Regions from separate parts of the Mus musculus genome. Here region 2 is linked to region 1. The links are chromatin loops, found by intact Hi-C in ENCODE. Cell type or tissue: left cerebral cortex. All regions are shown on one strand. Links, peaks and the distances in the headings refer to the core of each region. The heading gives the core; the rest is flanking DNA.

Region 1 (8,019 bases), core at 1,133-6,132:
TCTATGAATGAAACCTTCACTACCAAGACATTTTGTAGTCAAGCTACAATAAAGGGAAGAAACAAATTGTGATGAATCTACATAATGAAATATTACTCAGCCATAAAAAAGAATAAGCCAAGGCTGACAATATAGCTCAATGGTAGAGCACCTGCCTATAATATCTATGTGGCAGTAGACTCAGTCCCTGGCATTTTCCCTCGCTCCCAAAAGGGATGGGTTACCCACACATACTACAACATGGGTAGACCTTGTGTGTATTACACAAAACCAAAGAGACAAAACCTAAAAGAGAACCTGTGAGACGGCCCATCTAGTGAAGGTGCCCAGGAAGTAAACACATTCATCATGTAGGCCCAAGGGCCTGAGTCGGATCCTGGAAACACATGTAAAGGTGACAGAGAGAACCAACTCCATAGAGTTGTCCTCTGCCCTCCACACGTGCATCAGGCAGGCATGCATACACGCACACGCACACGCACACACACACATCCCACAAACACCCACAAACCCACACACACCCTCCACACATATCTCATCTCCCACACGCATACCTCACACACATACCCACACACACCCCACAAACTCTATACCCTACAAACCCCAGTGCCCTTAACTGCTGAACCACCTCTCCAGCCCCTAAAATGGTGTTTATTTTACAGGCTGTGCCTTGCTCTGAGATAACCCATTTTACAAGCAGCATCTGACTCCATTTTGAATGCAAACACAGAGGCAAGATGGTCTATACCTTGTTGGGCATGTAGACAGCTGCCCTCAGAGCACAGGTGATAGATAATAAGTTATTCCTGCTGGAGAGACAGCTCAGCAATGGCTGCTCTTCCAGAGGACCTGGGTCAGATCCCAGCACCCACATGGTGACTCACAACCATCTGTAACTCCAGTGCCAGGGGATCAACATCCTCTTCTGACCTCCTTGGGCACCAGGCACATACCTGGCTCGTAGACATACATGCAGGCAAAACACTCATAAATATAAAATAAATAAATCTCAAAAAGAAACATTTTAAGCTGCACAGTGGTGGCACATGCCTTTAATCCCAGCACTCGGGAGGCAGAGGGAGGCAGATTTCTGAATTTGAGGCCAGCCTGGTCTACAAAGTGAGTTTCAGGACAGCCAGGGCTACACAGAGAAACCCTGTCTTGAAAAAACGAACAAAAAATTAAAAGACAGACAAGAAAAGACAAATTTAAAAGTGCCAACTTTAAACTTATCAAAATAACTCATGAGCATGTTCAAATCACATCAGGAAACCAGCTGTGAGAACTTAACAAAATGCACAAGCAGCACCCGTTGGCCCCCATAAAGAGGAAGACACTCCACGCTCCCATGGCAACAGCCTCCTCCGACCTATCATCTTAGTGCAGGAATTAGGTTCAAAGCTTGTGCCCTGGCTACCCTGTTGGGTGATGGGAAGCCAGGTGCAGTCTCATGTTCTCCACGAACCAATTAAAAGCCAAATTAATAGGGAAAACAGAAAAAGGAGGTGTAAGTGAGAGGCCAAAGCTTTTAAGTTCAAACTCCATTTAGAGAACCTGACCGAAGTTTGAACTCAGGTAAACTAACAGGCCAATTCTTAGCGTTAGTTTCCAAGTTATCCCCCAACAAAACCTGAGCCTAGCTCTGGTCTCTACACTAATCCCCAACAAGACCAGCATCTCCAGGTTACACCCCCAACAAGACCAGGGTCTCCAGGTTATTCCCCCAACAAACCTGCACCCCAGGTTACAAGCCCACCTTCTACCTAGTGACTACCAATGCAGAGGGGAGCAGAAATTAAGTTTATGTTCTGACTCCCAGCACCAGCCAATTACGTTAAAGGCCACAGGAGCTTTCCAATTAGATGCTTGCACACGTACTCCCTGCTGGTTGCTTACTATAAAGCCCTGTCCTAATAGACATTCGGGGCTCTCCCACCACCAAAACCGTCCTGCGTGACAGTGGTACATTGGAGGGGCTCAAGCTAGCACGAATAGAATAAAGACCCTGCTGTGAGTTGCATCAGATTGGCTCCTGTCTGTTTTATTTTTTTTTTTGGGGGGGGGGGGTCAGTAACATTTCCCTGGCACTACAGTAATCAATGTGGTCACATTGGGAAAAGAGACCAAGAGATCCAATGGCCTCCCAAATCTACCTTCAGGGTCCTTGCAAGAGGATGCTGTTTAAATAGAAGGCAACAACTATGATGACTAAGCAGTCTCTGGTTCAGATCTGGCAAAGCCATCCGATTCCAGGATCCCACCATTTCCTTCTCCTAACATACAGTTCCTAGGGGGTATGCCTGTCCCCTGGATGCCATTTAACAGTCCAGATAGCCACAGTGAGGGGCAGGTGTCCCCTGGGATAACTTCATTCCTCCCAGACCGGCTGACTAAGTCTGACCCTTGTCTGTCTTTCACATCTATGGTCTCCATTCATCGCGCTTGGACACCTTGACTGGGCCTGGAGGCTCAGCTCCACCCTGACCCTGCAGTCTTCGCCCAGCACTTCCAGAGGTGTTCGTTTTCTTTTTTTCTTTTCTTTTTTTTTTTTTTGTGTGTTTTGTTTTTTGTTTTTTGTTTTTCAAGACAGGGTTTCTCTGTATAGCCCTGGCTGTCCTGGAACTTACTCTGTAGACCAGGCTGGCCTTGAACTCAGAAATCCACCTGCCTCTGCCTCCCAAGTGCTGGGATTAAAGGCGTGCACCACCACTGCCCAGCAGGTGTTCATTTTCTAACCACTGTGTACTGTATGATCTGAGCGTTAATATTACTAATTGATTGGAATGGCTAGCGAGATGGCTCAAGGTGTAGAGGCCCCTGACATGCAAACCTGGTGACGACATAAAGTCAGAAAGAGTCAACTCTACAGAGTTGTCCTCTGACCTTTACATAGGCACCATAGCACATGCCTACTATGATGGCTGAAGGGAAGTTTTAAGTTTAGATTACTGTAATAAGAGATCTATAAAACAAAAATGCCTTTAACCTGTAAGCCCCACTTGCCCAAGATATACTTCCTGGAATGCTGGGAACTGCTGTACATGCGAAATAACAAGTCACATGTTTTTACTTCTATAAACAAGCTTGGTTGCATCAACCACACAAGATGTGCTTGATCACATGTAGGTGGGCGGGACATAGACAGGAAGTATGCCAGGATGTGTGCTTGTCCCTGATTGGGTGACGGCAGGAAGTATGTGGCCTTGTAGCTTTTGCTTTAGTAAGGCCTTTGACGAACACAACCAGTGACCAAATGGGAATCCCGGATACGGACCTGGCTAATGTCCATCATCCAGGCCAGCATGTAATGAAGCTTGCTTCACACTTGGCTCAAAAATGGTGATAATGGCCCCAACACACACACCACATAACTTCCTACACAGTCTATACCTCCCCCCACAACTTTACATTCACAAATAATAAAGAGTTTAAAGTAATTAAAATTGGAATAAAAGAATTTGTGCTTCAGTTGAGAAAGACATAGAAGGCTTCTGTGACAACCTCTCCCTTCCCCCCCCAAAAGAAACAGTCTCGACAGGAAACCAGGGAAGAGAACTCTCAAAAATTGTCGTAAGGGGGCTGAAGTGGCGCTCTCCACAGCTGATGGCTTCTGGCGGTGTGGGGAAGGACTCCATTTTCTTTAAGGGGCTATCCACTGGAAGTTAGACCATGCTCCAGTGAGGATATGGACAACACAATGGACTTAGTATTTTTTTTCTCTTTTTTTTCTTTCTTTTTCTCCTCCTCCTCCTTCCGGTAAGATACCAGGGTGGGAGCAATGGGCCTGAGAGGACTGGGAAGCATGTGCTTGGAGTGCGTTATGTGAAATTCCCAGATAATCAATAAAAATATTATACTGGTGGGGTGAGGAGCAAACCCGTGCTTGCCTTTGCCAGCTATCAAGGGCAATGGAGGGACTTGGGAAATGACTGCCAACGAGATCATCATAGCTTGTGGGGGTTTGTTTTGTGTTTTGTTTTTTTGTAATTCAAATTCTGACAAGCTGAAAAAACATAAAAGTGTGTCCATCCATCCAAGTTTTTAAAGTAGCACACTCACACCAGCTAGTGGCACACTCAACGTTGGGGATCATCTTGGGACCCGCTTCCTAAGCCCTGTAAGCTTCCCCATGGCCACTAGGGGGCAGTGCTGCACGGAGTCCCGCTTCCAGCTACCCTAAAAAGGCCCCTTTCCCCTCCAGCTGAATGTAGCTGGGCGAGTCTGGAAGGCCTCTGTCCCAGGCGGCAGCAGAGAAGCTCCTGACTCACCACGGATGCTGGCTCTGGACCCACTGCTGCCCCCGGGGCTTGGCAGGTTGCACTGGAAAAACTGGGTCAGGCATGTGGCCTAGTTTGCTGGTTCGCAGCACAGGCCAGGGATGAACCTGGGAGTGTGAAGGGCGTCTCACTTTACTCCCTGGCTCAATCAAGTGACAGATGTCTGAGGAGTCCCTACTAAGTGCCAGGCCTAGGTGAGTAAGGGGACATACAGACAACCAATTGCGAATGCACTTTTAAAGCCCAGGTCACAAGAGTTCGCTCGGTGTCATCTCAGGATCCCCCGGCTGGGCTGCCTGGGCAGGTCACCAAGTCAACAGTCTTCCGTTCAGATCCGCAGTTTGACTGCCCAGTGTGGAAGGCGGGTCCTGACGCAGCTTCCTGTTTCTTGTCCAGCTGAATCCTACCTCTTTGACACTCTGGGGCAGAGCTTTCCCAACAGAAGGTTGTTTGAGCAGACCAGAAAAGGCAAGAACTTCCAAGTCAGTCAGACAGACAGACAGACAGACAGACAGACAGACATCTCCTGCTTTCTTAGGCTAGGGAGGGTCAGGTGTGTTTATAAGAAAAGACACTTGAGACTTTTCCAGACAAAGAAATTATAGAAAAAAAGAATTTACTGAATGTGATGGCTAACCTTAGCTGTGAACTTAACTATATCTAAAATCAACTAAACCTCAAGCAACTAGGCATGCCTGTATGGGGGGTTTTCTTGATCAATCACTTAAGATAGGGAAACACACCCTAAATTTGGACCAGCACCGGATTGGAACTGCAGCCTGGCAGACAACTATAGGATTCTTAGCCTTTCCACTGTGAGACTGCCATTGTTGAACTCTCCAGAGCACAGCCTGTGAGCCACTCTAATAAATCATATATAACTACGGGATTCCTAAAGAGATGCTGGTCTTCCACTGGAATCCCAAAGGAGTAAGTTCTAATACCAGGGGCTTCCTCAGCTGCAGGCTAGATGAGCTTGTCAAAGAAAGTGAGGACAAGCAGCCCCACAGCAAGTTTCCTTCTTCTTCATCCCAGAAGATGTGGCCCAAATAGCTGTTGTCACTCTGGGTGGTCTAACATCCACGTGTTCTGCTCCTGGGCACTGGCCTCTCCCTGAAAGCTCTGTGACCCGAGCCTGCTGCTACCTCCTCTCCACTCGGTTCCTCTGCAGTCACAGTCACTGTCTCCCCACAGCCCTTGCTGTCTCTGTGAAGAACATCACAGGGAGGCAAGAGAAGACCTTTGGGAGAAACCTTTGCTGGGCCTTATGCCGCAGTACCACAAGACAGCACAGGACAGCCTCTCCAGCTGGTCAGCAGAGGCTGCGGTTCTAGAAGCCTCTCTCAGATACTGTGCGACTTGCTTCTGCTGCATAGGAAGCTGGGGTGAGGTCATGGCACATTGTAATCAGTTTCATGGGTTTTTGTTTTCTTTTAGACGAGCTGGACTAGGCTGCTGGGGTGGGACGTGCATGATGCGGTCACTACTGCCTGGTACCATCCACAGCTCCGTTCCATGAGTTCTCTCTTTCTTTTTTTTTTTTTAAGATTTATTTATTTATTATATGTAAGTGCACAGTAGCTGTCTTCAGACACTCCAGAAGAGGGAGTCAGATCTCATTACAGATGGTTGTGAGCCACCATGTGGTTGCTGGGATTTGAACTCTGGACCTTTGGAAGAGCAGTCGGGTGCTCTTACCCACTGAGCCATCTCACCAGCCCCTCTCTTTCTTTTTTTATATTTGTATTGACTCATGCACTTATTTTTGTGCATGTGTGTGTATGATGAGTGTGTATATATTCACGTGTATGTGAGGACAGGTTTGTGACTGCCACAGAACACTCTGAGGATCAGAGGACAGCCTTGGGCATTGGTCCTCTCTTTCCTCCTTGGTTTGAGGCAGGGTGTCTGTTCCCAAGCTGGCTGGCCCTCAAGCTTCTACAAGACTCTCCTGTCTCTGCCTCCCACCTCACCACATGTAGTGAGAACTTTGATTTCTTTAAAACACAGAAATGGTAGGTGAATATGTTTTTGTTAATCCCAGGTGTGGGATATGGGGCTGCTTCAGACTGTCCGCAGCAGCTAACCATGATTTGTCTCGTGCTCTGGCAGGGGCATGATTTTGCCACCTTAAGATAGTTTTTTGGGGGCTGGAGAGATGGCTCAGTGGTTAAGAACACTGGTTACTCTTCCAGAGGTCTTGAGTTCAATTCAGCAACCACATGGTGGCTCACAACCATCCGTAATAAGATCTGACACCCTCTTCTGGAGACATCTACTGTGTACTTAGATATAGCAACCAGAGCAAGCGGGGCAAAAAACAAACAAACAAACAAAACCAGACTGGCCAAACAACTGGCTGTGCCTCTTTCTGACCCCTTAGGACTTTCCCTTCCCCTCTGGCCACTTCTTTCCTGACTTGGCTTTTTCAGACAATCCTCACAATTTGAGTCATATCTGCCAATCATCTGGACTACTACCGCTGCTGCTGCTATTACTACTACTACTACTGCTACTACTACTACTACTACTACTACTACTACTACTACTACTATTCTCACAGTGACAGACCTCCTTAGCCCCACTCTTGTCCTGTTCTGCCCCAGCCAGCACTCCCATCTAGCTGTTCCCTCATCTGACCCACCTGCTCAAGTCTGAGGCTAGCCCCTCCTAGTTGTGGTCAGGGCCTGGCACCTGTGAAGTACCTCAGCTCACAGCCACTTGCTTACTGTATAGACCAGACTGACTCACAGAGATCCACCTGCCTCTGCCTTCTGAGTGCTGGTACTACAAGTGCGCACCGCCAAGCCCAGTTTATGGGATGCTGAGGATACTAGAGCTTCATGCATTCTATTGAGCTCCAGTTTCGGCCCTGAACTTGCTTTCACACATTTTGGTTGGTCCTCATTGTAATTTCCAGGAAGGTCTCACAGATGCCCAGGAAGGTCTCACAGATGCTCAGAAAGGTCTCACAGATGCTCAGAAAGGTCTCACAGATGCTCTGGCTCCCAACTTTCCTCATCCTCCCTTCCCCTTGACAGCCTGTTTCTGCCATCTTTTATTCTTGGCAGTACATATAACATTCTACTGACTTTTAAATTGCATGTAAGATGCAATGACTGGTTTTGTTGGTTTTGTTTTGAAGACCGCGTCTTCTGTAGCCTAGGCTGGCCTAGACTCCTGAGTACTGGCTTTCCTATGAAATTCTAGACACTGCTGACTTTTATCCACATCACTGTAGCTAATGTGTCATTTTAGTGTGTGACAGCTGAGAGATTTATGTTTGTTTTTTGTTTTCAAAGTTTTACTTGGAGTTCAGATTATCTCCAATTTTCTTTTTTGTTTTTCCTTTCCCTTCTTCTCCTTTTCCTCCTCCTTCTCTTCTTCCTCCTCTTTTTCATCATCATCCTCTTCCTCCTCCTCTGATTTTTCAAGACAGAGTTTTCCCAGCCACCCTGGAACTTGCTCAGTAGACCAGATTAGCCTCTGCCTCCCAAGCGCTGGGATTAAAGGTGTGCGCCACCACACTTGGCTTGCCTCCAACTTCTTATCCTTTTGCCTTAGTCTCTTGAATGCTGGGATTTTTTTGTTTGTTTGTCTTGTTTTGATTTTGAATGCTGGAATTACAGTTATATGCTACCACATCCATGAGGATTTTTGAAAACCATGCTGATTACAAAATATATCTTAGTTTCAGTTAAAATGTGATGGTGGAAGGGGCCTGGAGAGATGGCTCTTATTT
Region 2 (8,019 bases), core at 1,204-6,203, 200 kb after region 1:
CAAGCACACACACATATCTATAGAGCAAACATTCCACAGAACTTATTAAATACATCTGACAAACATTTCCTTTAGTGTTGGAGAGTTTGGATATTTCATTTCTTAAATGCTTAAAACTTGAGCACTGTGTGTGTTGGGTGATATAGATATAGTCATCTTCAGTTGTTAAAAGAAAATAGCCTGTCTACAGAGACATTTGCTATGGTTGAATAAAGGCTTCATAGTCTGCCATCCCTGTATCTTTCTATGTACTCACTGTAGGCATCCAGGTCAAAAGTAGATTGTGTGTGTGTGTGTGTGTGTGTCTGTGTGTGTCTGTGTGTGTTAGTTAAAGGAAATAGACTGGAGAGGGATAGAGCGACAGTGAATCAAGAATGCAATTGTTAGATTTTTTTTTAAATCGACTAACATTCGGAATTATGTTGATCTATACTATCTCTGTAATTGAACTACATTTTCACCAGAGTTCTGTTTTATGAATATTCTTAGGCAAAAAGACAAATGCATGCATTCTATTAACTTAAAGAGGAAATGCCGTCAAAATAAAAGAGCAAGTTCCTAACTAAAGCCATGACTGCAGAGTTGCCTACAGAGACTGTTTCAGCAGCTCTAAAGAACATACCTTTACTTCTATCTGAAAGTGGATGTTTATTTTCCTTTGTGTGATATCGAGGATTCACAATAGTTTTTCATTTCTTTGTGTGATATCGAGGATTCACAATAGTTTTTCATTTCTTTTAGTCCAGCCAAGTGATGCATCTTACAGTGTATAGTGTATTTGTGTATGTGCATGTGATATATCCAGAGATCCATCCCATAATTAGCCTCCAAACGATGACACCATTGCATACACTAGCAAGATTTTGCTGAAAGGACCCTGATATAGCTGTCTCTTGTGAGACTAGGCCGGGGCCTAGCAAACACATAAGTAGATGCTCACAGTCAGCTATTGGATGGAGCACAGGGCCCCCAATGGAGGAGCTAGAGAAAGTATCCAAGGAGCTAAAGAGATCTGCAACCCTGTAGGTGCAACAACACTATGAACTAACCAGTACCCCAGAGCTCTTGTCTCTAGCTGCATATGCATCAAAAGATGGCCTAGTCGGCCATCACTGGAAAGAGAGGCCCATTGGACACGCAAACTTTATATGCTCCAGTACAGGGGAATGCCAGGGCCAAAAAATGGGAATGGGTGGGTAGGGAAGTGGGGGGGAGGGTATGGGAGACTTTTGGGATAGCATTCTAAATGTAACTGAGGAAAATACGTAATAATAATAAATATTTAAAAAAAAAAGAACATACCTTTACTTCTATCTGAAAGTGGATGTTTATTTTCCTTTGTGTGATATCGAGGATTCACAATAGTTTTTCATTTCTTTTAGTCCAGCCAAGTGATGCATCTTACAGTGTATAGTGTATTTGTGTATGTGCATGTGATATAAGTATTTGCTAATTTGAATTCTCTAGTATGTATATTCATGTGTGATATAGATACATTATTTTTCCTCTTACTATTTTCATATTTGAGAACCAGTTTTTGAACCCAAGAGTCAACTTGATATTATGCCTCTAGTGTTTTAGATTATTATTATTATTATTATATATTACTAGATTGTTATATAAGAATGATATAAATGCTATAAAACATTTTTAAAAAATGCAATATTAAATGTATGCTTGTTAGCTTATGTTTCTACCAGTATCATACATTTGGTGGTATGAAATGTTTTTTTTCAAAGCATTTTAAATAATTTCTTTTATAAAGTATAGCTATTATTCTGAATCTGATGTCTGATTGTTTCTAAGGTGATGCCATGTTTTTGATTTGTTATTAGAGTCTCACCTTTAAAGAAAAGGTAACAAGCCTTAAATTTAAAGAAAAGCCTACAGACCTAGAGACAAGGAGCTACAAATGTCTTCTTTTGTCCATGGTGAAACTGATTCATGCAGACCCAAAGCTTTTGCTTTGTGTAAGTATTTTTAATGAAATGCTTTGAAATTATTCCACTAATCTATTTGAACTGAAAGGCCAAAATACATTTAAATTATGAGTAACCTCTAAAACATTGCTAAGAAAGCCAATTCCAGGAATTCTAATATACTTAGATCACATTTTCTAACCGTTCCCTCCGCATTGAACTGTCCATAGTAGCATCATTTGCCCTTGTTCTGCATTATAATCAGACCTATTTCTGGGGTCAGGTGGGACAAATGACTGTAAAATCGGTGTGCTCAGCATCTGAACTGCTCACTCTTTTTGCTATTGCTAAGCGAGTTAACTTCTATAGCTAGCTCCCTGTGTGTTCCTTTGATCAGCCTTCTATTATCATTGGCTCTGCCTGTAACCATATTAGAAGAGAAAGTTAAAATGAGAGTGGTTAGTATCCAGTTATTGCCATAGCTCTGCTTTTTATTCCCGCAAATGGTATTATATTCCTGAGAGCTTCACTTTGGTGCACAGAGTAATAAAGAACTGATGTAAATAGTGTAACCAGGTGAGAGTAAAGGATTAAAAGCACAGGCTCTGGGGAAGGACTGCTTTACTTAGTCTCGGCACCTTAGGCTTCTCATCTGAAAAGGTAGGCAGTAATATAGTTCCTACCTCAGAGAGACCATTAAGAGTGAAATAGATTGTGTAAGGCTTTTAGGAACAATTCGTAGTGTATAGTAAGCAATAAAATTAGTTACTGCTATTTTTAGTAAGATACAGTTAGCGTTAGCATTCTTACTGTCCAAGTAAAACAGTTTGAATTGTTCACAGGATGGTCTGTTTAACTTTTATCAAGTCTCTATAGTCCTAGACTGTTGGGGTCGGCCTGCTGCTCTCATGTCTGGGTTCGAGCCTGGGAGGCAGCCTGGAACTGAAAAAGAAGAGGGAAACTAGGTGGACAAGAGAGAGATATGGAACCAAGACAGTATTCTGATCAAGGCTCAAATTTTTAATGGCAGACACGCTTTATAAAGGAGGGGGGAAGCCCATTCCTGCCAAATCATCCTTGGAGCCGAGCTGCAGGTGACCACGTGTAGGCGGACTCCCAGCAGGTAGCAGCAGAGGCAGTGGCTGAACAGCAGAGTGATCCAGGGAGGCAGGCTCCACCCTAGGTGATCTCCTTAGTGGCATAGCAAAGTCAAGGTCTGGCTCAGCTTGCTTCAGGCTTGGGGGAGGCTACACTAGGCCTATCAAGTCTCTAGACCATCAGGTAAAGCCTTCTGCTTTACTCAGTGTCAGGCTCATCCTTTGGTGCTTTATGGTTTTGCAGCTATGCTCTTCAAATTACTAAAATGAAGGCATTCATGACTAAGTGGCTGTGGTTTCAAGAATTCTATGAACCCCACGTTTTGAGTGTGTGTGCACACACGTGTTTTTGTTTGATTTTTGAGACAAAATCTTGCTGTGTATACTAGGTTGGCATTGAATTTATTATGTATGACATACTGACCTCAGATTTGTTGGGTATCCCAGGCTGGCCTTGAACTAGATGTTGCTGAGTGCTGGAATTACAGAAATGTACTGTCATGCCTCCACTCTAGAATTTTAAAAAATATTTACATATGAATAGTTTTTCTGATAATGAGAGATAATAGAGCCAGAGTGGATGAAGTTCCTAAAGTATGGGTTACCCCAAAAGAAGACCTATTATCTTTTTGTGTTTTTTGAAAAGTCCACCCAAATTTGAGAGTTTAATAGAATAAACAGTTAAATCTTTAGTTTGGAAAAGTTTTAAAAATTTTGTTAGTGGACTCTGAAAATTAACTTTGTTCTTTTGGTTTCTCGGGTGTGTGGCATGAACTGTGGTGACATCTCACTGTGCTTGCTACAGGATGCTAGGGTTACTCTGTTTACTTGGCTGCAGTTTTATGTTCACCAGTGAACCAGGGTCACCAGTGATTTTCATGTTAAATAGGTTATTGTTTGAAGAACAAGGGTTGAATTGTTTGAGGGAAAATAGTTTTTAAGTAAAATTTGCTGTCTTCCAAGAGTTATGGAATCCTTTTTACTTCCCTTGATGAGGATGATTGAACCAGAATCAGGTAGTTTTGTAAAGCAGGCAAAAGCTCCACCCCCGGCCTACTCCTGCGTTTTGTGGGCTTTGTTTTGTGTTTGGGGGAGTTGAGAGGGTGGGTGGGGTTTCCTTTGATAGGCTAATTGTCACTACCCAGGACAGCTGCCTAGCTTCATGGACAGTGCTTTCTTTGCTGCCATCTAGTGGTTAAGTGACTTTCCTCAGTAACCCAGGAAAGTAAAACAATATTGTACACATAAATTCTAAACCTTAGTTACTAGGAGAAATGTAAAGATGGTCTCCATCATGGGATCTTGTTGAAGTAATTTGATTGTGTCTTGTGTTTGTACCATCTTTGTCCTGGTTCCTGTCACTCTATGTGTTCCCAGCTACTACCATTTCTTACATTCCCCAATCATTTCTCTGCACTGTGTTAGAATGGTCTCTTTAAAGACTTTTGTCATGCCTGGTCCAACTTAAATATCTTTTAGCTAACGTTGCTCTTGGATAACAGGTAAGTGGATCTTTGAGTTCATGACCAGCCTGGTCTAGAGTGAGATCTGGGACAGTGAGGGCTATGTAGAGAAACTCTGTCTTAAAAAACAAAACCACCCCCACCCCCCCAACCCAGAATGTGAAGATTGACGGGGCCGGAGAGATGGCTCAGTGCTTAAGTACTTTCTGCTTTTTCCAAAGTGCCTGCCTTTGGTTCCCAGACACAGGCAGGCAGATCACTACTGACTGTAGCTCCAGCTCCAAGGAAGCCAACACTCTTCTGCCTCCATGGCCACCTGCACCCATGTCCTGTCTACACACATGCATATAAATAATAAATAATATATAAATAATAAATACAGTTATTAAAAGCAAAACTGAAGTTTGTTTTTCTCCTACAGAATCCAAGAAAACAGGGCCCTGAAACTCAGAGCAGTACAGCAGAACTAATTACAGGGCTCGTACAACTGGTTCCTCAGTCACACATGCCAGAGGTCGCTCAGGAGGCTATGGAGGTAAAGGAAGTGAATTCTGGGCTTTTGAAAGAAAGACTGTAACTGTCTCTGATCTTTTTCTGAGAACTTAATTTTTTAAGCAATTATTTGACTCTTTCTATGTGCTTTCTCTTAAAAATATATTTTAAAAATTTTAAATTGTTTGTGTGTGCATATGAAAATCAGAGGAAACTCAGGTTTCTGGTCTTGGATAGCAAATACCTAACCAGCTGTAGGTTATTCATTTGTTTTTTGAGACAAGATTTTTACGCTATTGTCCTGCCTGGTCTCTAAATCCTAAAACAATCCTCCTCCTTCAACTGTAATACTAGCTAGAATTTTAGTTGTATGTCACAAGTCATGTTGTATTTGAATTACATTGTGTAAAAAATTTTTGGAAGTTTGTAGTTTCTTTATTCCTTACTTTCTTTTTATGTCTGCATAATGGGGGTAGGGTGTGCCTGCACTCGCAGTGGCACGTCTGGAGATGAGGGGAGAGCCTGTGGCGTTTCTCTTCTCCGTCCACCTTTATATGGGTTCCGAGGATTGAACTCAGGTGCTCAGGCTTCTGTAACTGTTCCTTACTGCTGAGCCAGGTAGTGGATGGTAGACGTTCAGTGTGGTTTCTGTTTGAGGATTTCTACAAATAATACTATTAAAGTTACTGTATCATTTAATATTTCCATTAGCAGTGTATTGGTGTTTTGGTATTTCTCCATTGTTGATGACACTCATTATTGTTTGTTTTTAAATTATAGTAAACCTACTGTGTTAACAAAGGTGACTTTTTAAAAAATTATATTTGTAGCTGGATGGTTGTGGTGCATGCCTTTAATCCTAGTACTCAGGATACAGAGGCAGGTGGATCTCAGAGGCAGGCTAATCTCAACCAAGCCTACATAGAAAGACCCTATCTCAAAACAACAGAAAAATTACATTGACGTATTTATTGTATGGGAGGATGTGTGCATAGCACAGCATATAGGAAGAGGTCAGAGGGTAACTTGTAGGAGTTGGTTCTTTCTTCCCACCACTGGGTCCTAGGGATTGACCTCCCGTTGTCAGGCTTCTACTGACAGCAGTGCCTTTACTTACTGAGCCAGCTCATCAGCTTAGAGTTTACTTGTTTTTAAAATTATCTTTAATCTTTTTCTTTTTTTTAGTCCAGTTGTTATCCCCCTCCTGGTCCGCCCACCAACAGTTCCTCCTCCCATACGCCCCTCCCCCAGTTTTCAAAAGGATGTCTCCACCTCCAACCCACCCCAAGTCTCTAGAGGGTTAGTGTGTCTTCTCTCACTGAGGCAAGACCAGGCAGTCCTCTGCTGTATATGTGTCCAGGGCCTCATATCAGCTAGTGTATGCTGCCTGGTTGGCGGCTCAGTGTCTAAGAGATCTCAGGGTCTGGATTAGATGAAACTGCTGGTCTTCCTATGGGGTCACCCTCCTCCTCAGCTTCTTCTAGCTTTTCCCTAATTCAACCCCAGGGGTCCCCAACTTCAGTCCACTGATTGGGTATAAATATCTGTGTCTTGCTGCTTTTTGGGCCTCTCGGAAGGCAGCCATGCTAGGCTTCTGTCTGTACATCATAGCATCAGTAATAGTGTCAGGCCTTTGAGCCTGCCTTTGAGATGGATCCCGATTTGGGCTGGTCACTGGACCTCCTCAGAGTTTACTTTGAAGTGTTATTTTTGTACTGACAACCTAAACATACACCTTTAATCTAAATGAAATTTATTTTTTTATAATTAACATATACGACTAGTTTAAGACTTAAGAATATATTCAGCCCAGAAAGTTTCCTTTCTGCAGTTAATACTACCCTTATTTTGTTACCTCCCTTAAGTTAGGAAAAGAATTTTGACACTCTTGTATTGTCACACATGTTAGTTCCCTTTTCCTGGTTGTTGATGAATATTGCACTGGCTTGTTCACTAATGGGCTCAATTGGTAGACAACATGCACTTCTATTGAATGTCAGCCTTGTATTCCTTTGCCGTCCCCATCCCTTCTTACCCCGTGTCTTTCCCTTGGCTCCTTTGTAATAATTGATTTGCTTTGTTAATGTAATTAGTTTGCATTTTAAATAAATGAAATAAAGGTTTTTATTTTTAGTTCAGCATAATTGCTGTAATTGTATTGTGTTAGTGGTTGGTTTATCTCAAGGTTCCTCCTGTTTTATTCTGTTTAGTGTCCCATTGTATGAATATAGCACAACTTGTTTGCTCATTTATCTGTTGATGATCATTTGTGTTTTGCTTTTGGCTATTTAGAAGTACAGCTTTTGCTGGGTATGGTGGTGTATACCTTCATTCCCAGCATTCAGGAAGCAGAGGCAATTGTAAATTTGAGGCTAGCCTGGTCTACATGTCGAGTTCCAGGCCAGCCTGCTACAAAGTAAGGCTCTGTCATCAAAAATGATGATGATGATGAAGAAGGAAAAAAATTGATAGCCTGTAGGTACACACACACACAATGTGAACAGATTTTTTTATTTTTCTTGAGTAAATTCTAACTGAGGCAAAAATCTTACTGTGTGGTCTCAGAAGAGATATAGCATAGCTATAAGAACACTGGAAGAAAGATAGTACAAGCATAGAAAAGTGTAGTGTAGTACATAGAAAGTAAAGGTGTCTTATTTATGTGTAAGGATGTGTATCTGTGAATGTATGTGCACGTGTGTGTGGGTACCCAGGGAGGCCAGAAGAGGATATTGGCTCCCTGTAGTTGAGGTTACATGCAGGTGGTTGTTCACCTACTGAGATGGATGCTAGGAACCAAAGGCAAGTTTTCTGGAAGAGCAGCAGCAAATGCTCTTAGCTGTTGAGCCATCTCTCTAGCCTCAGATTCACTGGAGAGAGAGAGAGAGAGAGAGAGAGAGAGAGAGAGAGAGAGAGAGAGAGAGAGAGAGAGAGAGAGAGAGAGAAAGGGAGAGAGAGAGAGAGAGAGAGAGAGAGGGAGGGAGGGAGAGAGAGATGAAGATCTTTTTGCAAAGGTTCAGTCTAGGAAGTAAAAGTGCATGAAGTTTC

The links. A loop is a pair of places that touch in the nucleus more often than their neighbours do. Peaks named below come from ENCODE experiments on the same cell type or tissue, not always from the same donor. Only the 100,000 strongest peaks of a DNase experiment are listed, where the experiment ranks them.
Region 2: a loop joins it to region 1, with 2.6 times the contacts of the local background. A loop is called at or near these places in 3 of 42 quality-filtered maps.

The regions. Positions count from the first base shown.
Region 1 is chr11:79,220,484-79,228,502 of GRCm38, forward strand. It overlaps Gm30470 (a long non-coding RNA gene), which reads left to right and starts at 4,202. Exons shown (of 3, transcript XR_880030.1): 1 at 4,202-4,471. In left cerebral cortex, for the core only: a CTCF peak has its summit at 4,140 (motif pointing right); DNase peaks (open chromatin) are centred at 3,156, 4,236 and 4,600; H3K27ac peaks cover 483 bases.
Region 2 is chr11:79,423,678-79,431,696 of GRCm38, forward strand. It overlaps Nf1 (neurofibromin 1), which reads left to right. Exons shown (of 58, transcript NM_010897.2): 13 at 1,836-1,970; 14 at 4,901-5,014. Among named protein-coding and RNA genes, the nearest start is that of AU040972, 56 kb to the right of the region's middle. In left cerebral cortex, for the core only: a CTCF peak has its summit at 4,218 (motif pointing left); a DNase peak (open chromatin) is centred at 4,199.